Regions from separate parts of the Homo sapiens genome. Here regions 1, 2 and 3 are each linked to region 4. The links are chromatin contacts, found by Hi-C or POLR2A ChIA-PET in ENCODE. All regions are on one chromosome and are shown on one strand. The core of a region is the stretch at or near the end of the contact, and the rest is flanking DNA. Distances in the headings are between cores, read along the strand shown. Region 1 holds the start of ZXDB (zinc finger X-linked duplicated B). Region 2 holds the start of SPIN3 (spindlin family member 3). Region 3 holds the start of SPIN2B (spindlin family member 2B). Region 4 has its middle 200 kb from the start of RRAGB.

Evidence for each region. A loop is a pair of places that touch in the nucleus more often than their neighbours do. ChIA-PET counts read pairs that join two places held with the same protein, here RNA polymerase II (POLR2A). Pooled maps may share reads with other maps.
Region 1: a pooled map shows a loop between it and region 4 (8-fold over the local background). The contact joins the promoter of ZXDB here to the enhancer-like site in region 4. A Hi-C loop is called at or near these places in 2 of 37 single-sample maps with no recorded cell type and 8 of 50 pooled maps.
Region 2: a loop to region 4 is called in a pooled map, with 7 times the contacts of the local background. The contact joins the promoter of SPIN3 here to the enhancer-like site in region 4. A Hi-C loop is called at or near these places in 4 of 37 single-sample maps with no recorded cell type and 10 of 50 pooled maps. POLR2A ChIA-PET finds 5 or more read pairs at or near these places in 1 of 52 experiments (naive thymus-derived CD4-positive, alpha-beta T cell).
Region 3: a pooled map shows a loop between it and region 4 (7-fold over the local background). The contact joins the promoter of SPIN2B here to the enhancer-like site in region 4. A Hi-C loop is called at or near these places in 2 of 37 single-sample maps with no recorded cell type and 4 of 50 pooled maps.

The regions. Positions count from the first base shown.
Region 1 is chrX:57,590,513-57,593,557 of GRCh38, reverse strand. ZXDB (zinc finger X-linked duplicated B) reads right to left here and starts at 1,547. Exons shown (of 1, transcript NM_007157.4): 1 at 1-1,547. The coding sequence starts at 1,509. RefSeq lists silencers at 670-859, 920-1,209.
Region 2 is chrX:56,994,152-56,997,023 of GRCh38, reverse strand. SPIN3 (spindlin family member 3) reads left to right here and starts at 1,483. Exons shown (of 2, transcript NM_001010862.3): 1 at 1,483-1,808; 2 at 2,075-2,872. The coding sequence starts at 2,077. The coding sequence ends at 2,853. RefSeq lists an enhancer at 1,452-1,551.
Region 3 is chrX:57,120,165-57,123,343 of GRCh38, reverse strand. SPIN2B (spindlin family member 2B) reads left to right here and starts at 1,796. Exons shown (of 2, transcript NM_001006681.2): 1 at 1,796-2,106; 2 at 2,713-3,179. The coding sequence starts at 2,715. It also overlaps a transcript of FAAH2 not described here. RefSeq lists a silencer at 1,509-1,628.
Region 4 is chrX:55,917,720-55,920,869 of GRCh38, reverse strand. It overlaps a transcript of KLF8 not described here. Among named protein-coding and RNA genes, the nearest start is that of RRAGB, 200 kb to the right of the region's middle. RefSeq lists enhancers at 979-1,228, 680-1,879. Within about 2 kb of position 1,354, at least 2 of the 41 ENCODE cell types and tissues checked have a DNase peak (open chromatin) inside an H3K27ac peak, as active enhancers do.

The DNA.
Region 1 (3,045 bases), core at 298-2,797, 1.7 Mb before region 4:
GCCTTTCAGATGTTCCGCCCTCGTGAAAGATTTCCCACAGCCTTCCACAGGGCACATGAACCTCCGGTCATCGTCGTGCTTTCTTTTGTGCCTTAAGAGTTTGGACATGCTAGTGAAGTTCCAGCCACAGCCATCAAAGTCACAAAGGAAAGGTCTCTCGCCGGTGTGACTCCGCAGGTGAATTTTCAGCCTACAAGCCTTGTCATATTGTTTGCTGCAGCCAGGAAAAGAGCAGGAAAACAGTTCCTGTTCCCTGAAATGGGCGCGGTTATGGGAAAACAGAGCACTCACTGTGATAAATGTCTTCTTGCAGCCAGAAAACGCGCACTGGTAAGGCCTCTCCGGTTCGAAGTGGCTGCGCTGGTGGGCGCTGAGTTTGGCCTGCGTGGGGAAGCTCTCCTCGCACACCTCGCATTTGAATGAGTTCTCCTGCTCATGGCCCTTCATGTGCGCCTTGAGGTTGTACACTGTGGTGAAGCTCTTGCCACAGCCCTCTGCCGGGCAGCCAAAGGGCCGCAGTTTGTCGTGCGACTGCAGGTGCCTCTTGAGCTTGTAAGAGGTGGTGAAGGTCCAGCCGCAGCCACCCAGGGGGCATTTGAAGGGCCTCTGGCCCTGGCTGCTGCTGTGCGTCAGCAGGTGCACCTTCAGCTGGTGCTTCTTGGCGAAGGTTTGCCCGCACTGCGCCTCGGGGCACAAGTACAGCACCACGCCTGGGCCGGAGCCCAGCGGTCCGCGGGGGCCCAGGGCGGCGGCCGGGCCCTCCGCCTCCTCCTCAGGCGCCGGAGCTGGCGCGGGTTCGGCCGGCTCAGCTAGCAGGAGGTCTGGCGGCAGCTCTGGGCAGTCACCCGGGTGCGCGGCATGCGGGAACCCAGCTTGCGGGGCGATCAGACACCCGGGCTGCTGGGCAGGAGCGGCCCCTGGCTCCCAGGCGTGTGGTGGGGGCGTGGCCAGGGTGAGGACGCCGTTCTCAAAGCGCAACAGCAGGTCCTGGTTGTGGATAGTGACTGTGCCCGCGAAGGCCGCGGCGGGGCCGGGGGCGGAGATCGGGGCCGGAGTGGGAACCGCGGACAGGCAGCGGGGGCCTAGCGCAGTGGGCCCCGCGGGATTCGCGCCGCTCTCGCCCCCCTGGAGCCCCGGGCCCTCCTCGGCCTCCTCCCTCAACACAGGCCCTGCGGCCTGACCGGAGCCCGCGGTCTCCACGTCGCCACCCACCGGGTCAAGCAGCACCAGGAAGAAGTCGTCGCCGCCGCCGCCGCCGCCGCCGCTAGGTTGATCGGTCCTCGGCGCCAACAGGCTTGGGCCAGGGCCCCGTGATGCCGTGCTGGCCTCCTCGCGCCGCCGCCCGGGCCCGCCATCTTGGGGGCCCCGGAGCAGCAGGAGGCGGCGCGTGGGGACCTGGCCAGCCGGCGAGTCAGGGCCTCGGTGGACTCGGCCGCCACCCGCGGGGATACCGCCGCCGCCGCCGCCCTGTAGTGTCCCGCGAGCCGGGAGCAGCTTCGGGATTTCCATCTCTGCGTCCGAGAGGCTCGGCTGGAACCAGAGCCGAGGAGGAGGCGCGATCCCGCCCCCTGCCGCGGGCCTGAACACGTTCCTGAAAGGGGAAAAAAAAATGTGCAATGCGCAGAAACTGGCCCTATCAGATATTAAAACGTATTTAACGCCACAGTGATTTAAATATTCTGGTACTGGGTCTCTGGAACAGAATAGAAAGCCCAGAGGTAGAGCCTGGTATGCATAAATACGTTCTACAGTTAATATAAGTAAGTAATTAAGGGGGTCTTCTGAGGTAATGGGGAAATGACGACAGCTTGTTCAGTAATGCTGTGGAACACCTAGGTATCTATCCGCTGGAAGCAATTTTAATCCATGACTCATTGTATATACCCAAATAAACACACCCCAGCCCCTCCCAGTGTTAGATATGTTGCTTCGTACTTTCTGTGTGTTAAAATTTGCTGGCTGGCTGGCTGGCTGGACTGATGGATGAAAGACAATTCCTGAGAGAAAAAACTGTCTCTGTGTCAGCATTAAACCACCATAGCGCTGGCAGTTCTGCTGAAAATGTCCTTCCCCTTCCCACCTCCCCGCGGGACAACTTCCATATTCACAATTATCTTGAGCAAAGTCTTCGGTACAATTTGCCGCATAGTTCAAATTTTGTCTTGCTGATACAGACATTAGAATGAGTGAGAGATGCGGCCAAAACAGGTTAGCACTCTTCAGCCTAGAAATTCAAAGTCTGGAGGATGAAACAATTTACACTGAAATCTGGAAAAAACCCAACCTTCTCCTGGCTTCTCCCTATACAGTGCACAACCTAAACCAACTTTTGCCCTTCCACCATCGGTTGTACTGTGATAAATTTCATGTCTGCTCTCACAGCACAATGAGGGCATTCATTCCTCAGTTTACTCTGCCTTCTCCAGCACGTGGAGGTCTCTGGGCAGGAGTTTCAGTTAAATGTGTTTAGGTTAAATCCTGAGTCACTGCAATGGATTCTGCCAAGTAAAAGGCACAGACGATCTTGTCCAATCAACCTGGTGTACCTGTTCACATTTAAGTGTGGTGGCCCAGGCTTGCTGGGCCTGTGGTGCCTAATGATCTTATTAATGATGATGACAATCCTTCATTTTGTCCGTTACGACTGAGTTGGGAATTGACACAAATATAGGGTGAAATATCTGAGATAAGAAAGCTTAGAGTAATGACTAGATTGGTGGTGGTGGGGGAGCGGGGTGTAACCTGTTGTTTAAATACTCCCAGCTCTCTCGCCCTCTTTTAATGACAGTGGACACTTGGTCTCTTGAAAATCAAGCTATTCATCCATAACTATTTGAACCTCATCAAAATGTCTACTCCACATACTTTTCTTTCTATTACTTTTTCTGGTGGAAGCATTTTTCAAATCTGAGGTATAGAAGAGTGCATAAAACATATTTGTATCGTTTAGATTATTTTACAAAAGCAGACACCTGTGTAACCAGGACCAAGGTCAAGCAATAGACCACTGCCAGCCTTCCAGAATACAGCCGCTGTACTCCTCCC
Region 2 (2,872 bases), core at 234-2,733, 1.1 Mb before region 4:
ACAGAAGGTGCTGAGACAACTGGATATCCATGTGCAAAACAATGAATTTGGTCCCCTTCATCACACCATACATAATAATTAACTCAAAATGGGTCAAAGACATAAATATAAGAGCTAAAAACAAACAAAATTTTACAAGAAAATATAGGGGTACATTTTCATGAACTTGGATTTGGCAGTGTTTATTTAGGTGTGACTCCAAACGCACAACCAAGTTTTAAGCTTTTGTGCATCAAAAATACTATCAAGAAAGTGAAGACACCCCACAAAACGGGATAAAATATTTTCATATCATATATCTGATAAGGTTCTCTCATCCAGAATTTAAAAAGAACAATTAACAGCCCTGCTACAAACAATTCATTTAAAAAATGAACAAAGCACTTGAAATAGACATTTCTCCAAAGATACACAAATGTCCAACAAGCACACAAAAAGATGCTCATCCTCATTAGTCATTAGAGAAATGCAAATTAAAACCACAATTAGGTACCACTTCATACCCACTAGGATGGCTGTAACGATAAAACTGATTGAATCACTTCTAAAATGTCTTTCTCCACAGATTTATGATCTCACAAATTCCTGTTTTAATTATAGCAATTGTTCTAAGTTTAGTGTCTAGGTTATTCTGTTCAAGTGAACAGAATAATTCATGCGCAAGCACAATTTATAGGTATTTAACAATTAAACGTCTGAAGATAGGAGGCAACGGCAAAATTATGAAAAATCCTAATGCTTAATTTTATGAAGCTACTACAAAACATGTTCTCAGAAAATATCTAAAAAATTGAGCAAATGTTTATTCTACATGGAAATGAGCAGGACATGAAAGTGCATATTCAAAATTATCCAAGCTTTGTAAGAGCTTAGAAAAAAGGAAAAGGAAATAGTGTTAATATTTCACTGTGAGCCCTGGAAAATGGGAGGCCGGCTTAGTTAATTATTTTCTCTTCATGTCAATTTTCTGAATTTTACAGTGTCAATATTGTGCATGCAATTCTTTTGCAATCAGGGGAAAAGAAAAGAAATCCTCAAGAAGTTAAGTCTGGGAATGACAAGTCAGTAAAAATTACGTAGATTGGGTCAAGATGGCAGCCTGAACACTGAGCAGTAGCGCATTTCTCTTGTCCTACCACAAATCCCCTTCAATGGAGGGTGGGGGGACGCGGGGAGGGAGGGGAAAGGAAAGGGCTAATTCCTGAAAGGTGGAAAGCAGAAGGGGCAGGGGCGCAGAGGGTTGAGGTTAGGTGAGGGGAGGGGCGCGTGCTAAACCAGAAGAGGTAAACCAATGCAGTGAGAGAGAGGTGGTTGTGGGCTCCACAGCTTCTGATTTGGAGGAAGCTGCGAGACCGAGAGCCTAGGAGCACCTTCCACGCCCAGGGCTGTGGTACAGGTTGGTGGGGGAGGGGCGCCACGCGGTGTTTGGCAGGAAGGGGAGGCCTCTCTACTGACCGGAAGCTGCGCTAGAAAAAGAAGGAGGAGACTGCGGCGCAGCAGCGACTAGTGGGAGTCCGATGTGGGAGAGGGGCTGCGGCCACCGCCACCGCCGCCGCCACCAGGAAGGCGGAGGACGCAGGAGCCAAGAGCAAGGGACGCCGCCACGGTCATCTTCGCCTGCCCCGCCGCCCTCTTAGAGACACTCATTGCCTATGGATCATCCTCTCCCAGCTTTTGCAAGCACCGGGCTGCTCGCCCGCTGATTTTCCTCCTCCATAGGCTCACTGCGGAGGCAACGGCGAGGTGTCCGATTTGTGCACTTGAGGCCCGCAATCCGGGACGGTGGGGAATCTGCGCCTCCTGGCCGGGTAGTGTTGGAAGCAGGGCGAGGGGAATGGGGAAACGCTTCGTATTTCACCGAACCGCAGATCTTAGCCAGACTGAGCTGGGGAGGAAGGTTACTGCAGGCACTCAGCCAGGGTGCCTTGATTTCCAGCTTTGCTATCTAGCTTTCGGGAAAAACAGGTGTGGGTTTACTGGGTGCGCTGATTAGGAGAAAAAGCTCTCCGTGTTATGCATTGATTTTGTTAATTTCCTTTCTCGGTCCACCTGGCAACTGTGCTCCTCTTCGCAGGCATGAAGACCCCGTTTGGAAAGGCAGCTGCAGGGCAGCGGTCCAGGACGGGCGCTGGCCACGGCAGTGTGTCTGTTACCATGATAAAGAGGAAGGCTGCACACAAGAAGCATAGGAGCCGACCCACCTCCCAGCCTCGGGGGAACATCGTGGGCTGCAGAATTCAGCACGGATGGAAAGATGGAGATGAACCTCTAACACAGTGGAAAGGAACCGTTCTGGATCAGGTACCTGTAAATCCCTCTCTGTATCTTATCAAATATGATGGATTTGACTGTGTTTATGGATTGGAACTTCACAGAGATGAAAGAGTGTCATCACTTGAAGTCCTTCCTAATAGAGTTGCATCATCTAGAATCAGTGATACACACTTGGCAGAAATAATGGTTGGCAAAGCAGTGGAACATATTTTTGAGACAGAGGAAGGTTCCAAAAATGAATGGAGGGGGATGGTCTTAGCTCAGGCACCTGTCATGAACACATGGTTTTACATTACCTATGAGAAAGATCCTGTATTATATATGTACCAGCTCTTAGATGATTATAAAGATGGTGACCTCCGCATCCTTCAAGATTCCAATGATTCTCCTCTGGCAGAGAGGGAGCCAGGAGAAGTCATAGACAGCCTGGTAGGCAAACAGGTGGAATACGCCAAAGACGATGGCTCCAAGAGAACTGGCATGGTCATTCATCAGGTAGAAGCAAAACCCTCTGTGTACTTCATCAAATTTGATGATGATTTCCATATCTATGTCTACGATTTGGTAAAAACATCTTAGAGGTCATCTTGAAATTTGC
Region 3 (3,179 bases), core at 547-3,046, 1.2 Mb before region 4:
AAAAAATGATGAGTCCGTGTCCTTTGTAGGGACATGGATGAAGCTGGAAACCATCATTCTCAGCAAACTATCGCAAGGACAAAAAACCAAACACCGCATGTTCTCACTCATAGGTGGGAATTGAACAATGAGAACACATGGACACAGGAAGGGGAACATCACACAATGGGGCCTCTTGTGAGGTGGGGGTAGGGGAGAGGGATAGCATTAGGAGATATACCTAATGTAAATGAGGAGTTAATGGGTGCAGCACACCAACATGGCACACGTATACACATGTAACTAACCTGCACATTGTGCACATGTACCCTAGAACTTAAAATATAATTTAAAAAAATAAAAATGAAAATAAAATAAAAAGCCCTCACTGAAACTATGACATATCTGCAAATTGCTTTCCATAAAAATTGTATAAACTTTCACTTGCATCAGCACTAGATATGAAGCTTTTTCATGATCAATGACATTAAGTAATATTTTAATGTTCTTTCATACTTTGACTGTTGAATCGAGATTATTATTACTTCTATTTTTCCTTGTAGATGTTATTTTATTAAGTGTAGTTGTTCTGTTAACATCCGACTCATCCCCTCATTCAAATACCATAAGTATCTGAATAAGAAAGATACCATTAAGCATTGTTTTGTTTACAGAGTTTTTGGTTGGTTCATTTGCTTTCTGTTCAATTTTATTTTGCTGCTTTTTACCTTTTAATAAATCAAATATTGATACTGGTACAACATTAGTATACAACCTTTCTCAAAATATTTAAATAATTATTTCAACATTCCTTAAAGAATACCCAACGTTTCTCCACTGATTTATAAAACTATAACTTTAATTATTTCTTATAAAGTTATTTTTTTGCAAAGCTTTCTATTCCGATACATAGATCTGATTACTGGTTATTGTGGAAATATTATGTCAAATGCCCAGTACTGGGAGAAAAGCCAAATTATAAATCACTTTAAAATTGAGTTTTACGGACCAAGTGCAAGATATGTAACAGGTGCTCAATAAATATTTGTTGAATGAAAAAATCGATTAGAAAACATCTAATTTCCTGGAAAAATTAATAGACATGAATTGCAGATAAAAAACAAATCCCAGTTTTGCAAAAGTTTAGGAAAAAGGAAAAAAAACTATGAGCATTAATATTTTGCTGTGAGGCCCTCAAAAATGGGAGATGGGACTGCAGTTGATGATTTTCCTCTTAATATTAATTTCCTAAAATGTAGATAGTGTTCACGTTGTACATGCAATTATCTTGCAATAAAGAAAAGGAAAAAAAAATCCCTCGAAAACAAAAACAAAAATGCCAGGAAATATCAGTCAGCAAAAATTAGGTAGAGACTGGGTCAAAATGGCAGACTTACCATAGTGAATTTCTCTGTTCCAACTCCAAATCCTTTCAAAAAGAGGAAAGACATATTTACGTGTAAAGAATAAATCCATAAGGGCATGGGACGGTGCAGGGGCAGGGGTGGGCGCGGGGGTGGGCGCGGGGCGGCAGCAAGGCGAATTCCAAGAAGATGGAAAGCAGGGCAGGCAGACTAAGAAGGTGGAGGTGGGAACCAAGTGGCCCTGAAACGGGTGAGGAAGGGGCCACAGGGTTCCGAGGACGACTGTGGCACGAACTACTCCGGATTTGGAAAGAGGCGGAGTCAGAGCCCATAGCTCCGCCGGGGCTACAGGCTGTGTGGTGGGCGTGGGAGCCTGGTGGAGAGGAGAGCCGGGTGTTTGACAGGAAGAGGAGGCCTCTCTCTGGGCAGGAAGCTGCGCTACGGAAAGAGGGAGGAGACTGCCGCGGCGACAGCAGGGACTGGTGGAATCCCGATGTGGCTGAGGGGCCGCCACCGCCAGCAGGGAGGCGGAGGGCTAGCGAGCCAAGCGGTGGGGACGCCGCTGCCTTCCTCTTTGCCTGTCTCGCCGCCCTCCTAGACACGCTCCTCATCTACGGATCCTACCCTCCCCGCTCTTGCAAGCATTCACTCGGCCGGTCGCCTGCTGACCCTCCTTCGCCACAGGCTCGTAGCGGAGGCAGCAGCGAGGTGTCCGATTTGGGCACGTGAGGCCCGCGATCCCCGGCGGTGGACGCCAGGCAGGGCAAGGCCATTAGTGGGCGCCAGAATGGAGAGGGGGATGGGAAGGAATCCAGCAGGAGACATGGGGTGGAGTTGGGCGCCAGGCAAGGGTGGGGTGGGGGAGTGCGGTGAGCAACATGAAAAGGGGGTAGGAACGGGAGCCAGACAAGGATTTGAAGGTGAGCGCCGGGAAGCAAGGGCGGTGGGTACCAGAGAAGTGGTTAGGGTAGGCAGGGGGTGTTGTGGACAGCAGCTGGGACGCTCAGGGAAGGAGGGCAGTGGGTGCCGGTCAAGGCCTCTTTGCAAGGGGATTGGAAGTGGACGCCAGTGGTAGCAAGGGGTTCCGGGAGGGCAGTGGGCTCTGAGCTAGGAGGAGGTGGCCCAGCCACTTCTGCAGAGTTCCTAACCCCAGACAGCTCTACTGCACCACCCCAGCCCTTCCCCACAGCCCAAAGGAACTTAAGAGGGAGAGCACTGCGGGCATGCAGCCAGGATTTCCAGCATTGCTTCCAGGCTCCTAGGGGAAACTTAGGCACTAGCGCAGACTACATCCAGACATGGCTATAGGGAAAAGTTTGCCTTGTGGCACACTGGGTGTGTCTCTCTATCCTCTCTCCTCCCCCAGCAGGCATGAAGACCCCCAACGCACAGGAAGCCGAAGGGCAACAAACCAGGGCAGCTGCAGGACGGGCCACTGGGTCTGCAAACATGACAAAGAAAAAAGTCTCCCAAAAGAAGCAGAGAGGCCGACCTTCATCCCAGCCCCGCAGGAACATCGTGGGCTGCAGAATTTCTCATGGATGGAAGGAAGGAGATGAGCCCATCACGCAGTGGAAAGGAACCGTTCTGGATCAGGTGCCTATAAATCCCTCTCTTTATCTGGTGAAATATGATGGAATTGACTGTGTCTATGGACTGGAACTTCACAGAGATGAAAGGGTTTTGTCTCTTAAAATTCTTTCTGACAGGGTGGCATCATCTCACATTAGTGATGCCAACCTTGCAAATACCATAATTGGCAAAGCAGTGGAACATATGTTTGAGGGAGAGCATGGTTCTAAGGATGAATGGAGGGGGATGGTCTTAGCTCAAGCA
Region 4 (3,150 bases), core at 105-2,604:
GTTTTCTTTGATTATTCCCTCAAATATGTTTTTCAAACTTTTATATTTCTCTTCATCATCAGGAACACCAATTATTCTTAGGTTTGGATATTTAACATAGTCCCAAACTTCTTGGAGGCTTTGTTCATTTTTTAAAATTCTTTTTTCTTTGTCTTTGATGGACTGGGTTAATTCAAAAGTCTTGTCTTCGAGCTCTGAAGTTCTTTCTGCTTGTTTGATTTTATTGCTGAGATTTTCCACTGCATTTTGCATTTCTCTAAGTGTGTCCTTGATTTCCAGAAGCTGTGATTGTTTTTTATTTATGCTATGTATTTCACTGAAGAATTTTCCTTTCCTATCCTGTATCATGTTTTTGATTTACTTAAGTTGGACTTCACCTTTTTCTATTGCCTCCTTGATTAGCTTAATGACAGACATTCTGAATTCTTTTTCTCGCAGTTCAAAGATTTCGTCATGGTTTGGATCCATTGCTGGTGAGCTGGCAGGATATTTTGGGTATGTTAAAGATCCTTGTTTTGTCATATTACCAGAATTGTTTTTTTTGTATCCTTCTCATTTGGGTAGACCATGTCAGAGGGAAGATCTGGAATTCAAGGGCTGTTGATCAGATTATTTTGTCCCACGGGGTGCTCCCTTGATGTGGTGTTTTCCCCCTTCCCCTAGGAATGGGGCTTCCTACAGTACAGAGGAACTGTAGTAATTGTTTTTGCTCTTCTAGGTCTAGCCACCCGGGGGAGCTACCATGCTCTGAGCTGGTACTGGGGAGTTTCTGCAAAGACTCCTGTGATATGATTCATCTTCAGGTCTTGTAGCCGTGGATACCAGCATCTGCTCTGGTGGAGGTAGCAGGGAAGTGAAGTGGACTTGGTGCAGGTCCTTGGTTGTGTTTTTGTTTAGTGGGCTGGTTTTGTGTTGGTTGGCCTCCAGCCAGGAAGTGGTGCTTTCAAGAGTGCAATAGCTGCAGTCCTATAGGGAGGAGGCAAACTTGCCCTAGAGACACCTGGTTAAGTATTCAGGTTTCTCAGGCAGCAGGCAGGGCCACAGAGCTCCCAAAATATTATGACCTTTGCCTTCAGCTAGCAGGTAGAGAAAGACCACCAGGTGGGGGCAGAGATAGGCATGTCTGAGCTCAGCCTATCCTTGGGCCGGGCTTGCTGTGGCTGCTGTAGGGGCTGGGGTGTGGTTCCCTGTCTAATGGTGTTATATTCCCGGGGGATTATGGCTGCTTCTGCTGAGTCATACAGGTAGCCAGGGAAGTGCGGGACACCTGGCAGTCACAGGCCTCACCCAGCTCTCACACAGCCTGCAATCCTAAAAGCGGGTTTCACTTCCCCCATGCCCCCGCCAACATCACTGAGTCTATTTCGAGGCAGCCGGTGACCAGGGCTGAGAACTCGCCCCAGACCACGAACCTCCCTGTTGAGAGAGCAAGCAGGCTCACAGTTTTTCAGTGTCTCAGGAGTTTGCAGCGGTAATCCAGTTCCTTCAAAGGATCTCTGGATTTTCTTGGCTTTCCTGGTGTGTTCCTGTGGTAGTTCTTGGGAGCAAAAGTTCACGAAGTGAGTCTCCACACACTGCTCTATCAGTCTGACCAGGAGCTGCAAGCTAGTCATGCCTTCTATCCACCCTCTTAATCTGAAAACTCCATTGTATTTTGGGAGCAGCTAACTTTTTTTCTAGGTTTCACAGGTCCACAGAAGAGAGAAATTTTGCCCCAGGATGGACCACACCCTGAGTCTCATCCTTCCTTACGCAGATGAAGTAGAAGATGAGTTTTGGGACTCTTTGAGTTGATTAAATTTAGGTGAGATTTTTAAGACTTAGAATTGATGCCGGAATGGGTTAGAACTTTTGGAGATGTTGTGATAGAGTGAATGTGTTTTGCCCATGGGAAGGGCATAAATTTTGGAGGGCCAAAGGAAGACCATTTTGGGTGGTAATGTGACCTTTAAAATGATATGTTGAAGTCCTAGCCATCAGTACTTGTGAATGTGACATTATTTGAAAATAAAGTCTTTGCAAATGTAATCAAGATGAAATCATTAAGGTGGCCCTAATTCATTATGACTGGTGTCCTTATAAAGAAGAGGAAAGTGACAAGTGAAGACACACACACACACACACACACGGACACGCTCATATACACACAGACATAGCCATGTGAAGAGAGAGACAGAAATTAGAGTTATACTGCCACAAGCCAAGGAATATCTGGACTTACCAGAAGCTGAAAGAGACCAGGAAGGATTCTTTCTAGAGGTTTTCGATGGAGCATGGCCTTGCCAATACTTTTATTTTTTATTTCAGATTTCTAGCCTCAAGAACTGTGAGAGAATAAATTTCTGCTGTTTTAAGGCACCCATTTTGTGGTACATTTTACAGCATCAGAAAACAAATATGCCAAGTATTCATTTGTGTGGAGATATATCTTTATGAGTTTGCATGTATCAGGATTGGATGGCAATTTCTGAATGAGCATGTATATCTCTGTCTGGGTACCTATATGCATGATCTACATATAGTTGACCAGGAACATGAAAAATGATGTATAATCTGCCAGAAAGTCTCAAGATAGGTAGATAATTTCCCCAAACTCATTGATTGACTTATTCCCTCAACAAGTATTCACTGGGTTCCTTCTATGTTCTAGGCACTGGGGACAATCATGATTAAGATATCCTTAGACTGCTGAGTCTAGTGCTATGGGAACCCAGAGGTAGAAACAACTTCCTTTATCTACTTACTTTCTGGGGCTCCTGTTATCTCTCTAATCTTATTTCCATTCAAGGAAAGATAGTGAGAAGTTGAATTACTAAATAATACAAGAATACTTATAAAAGAGAGTTGCGACATTTGAGACTGTCCCCTTCCTAATTTATGTGTTTAAAAGCAGCATGATCTAGTACTTAAAGGCAAGGGCTCTGGTGTTAATTTTGTGTTGAGATCCCAGACGACAAATGCTAGCTGTGTGACTGAAAGCAAGTTATTTAGTTAACTTCTCTAATTCTATATTTCTTCATTTGTTAAAAGAAAAGGTGGCGGAGCAATAATATTTCATAGAATTGTACTGAAGAGTCAACAAAATAATCTTTATACAGGGCTAACACAGTTCTGGGCACTCAGAAGCCAGCCCTCTTCTGACCCTTGAAT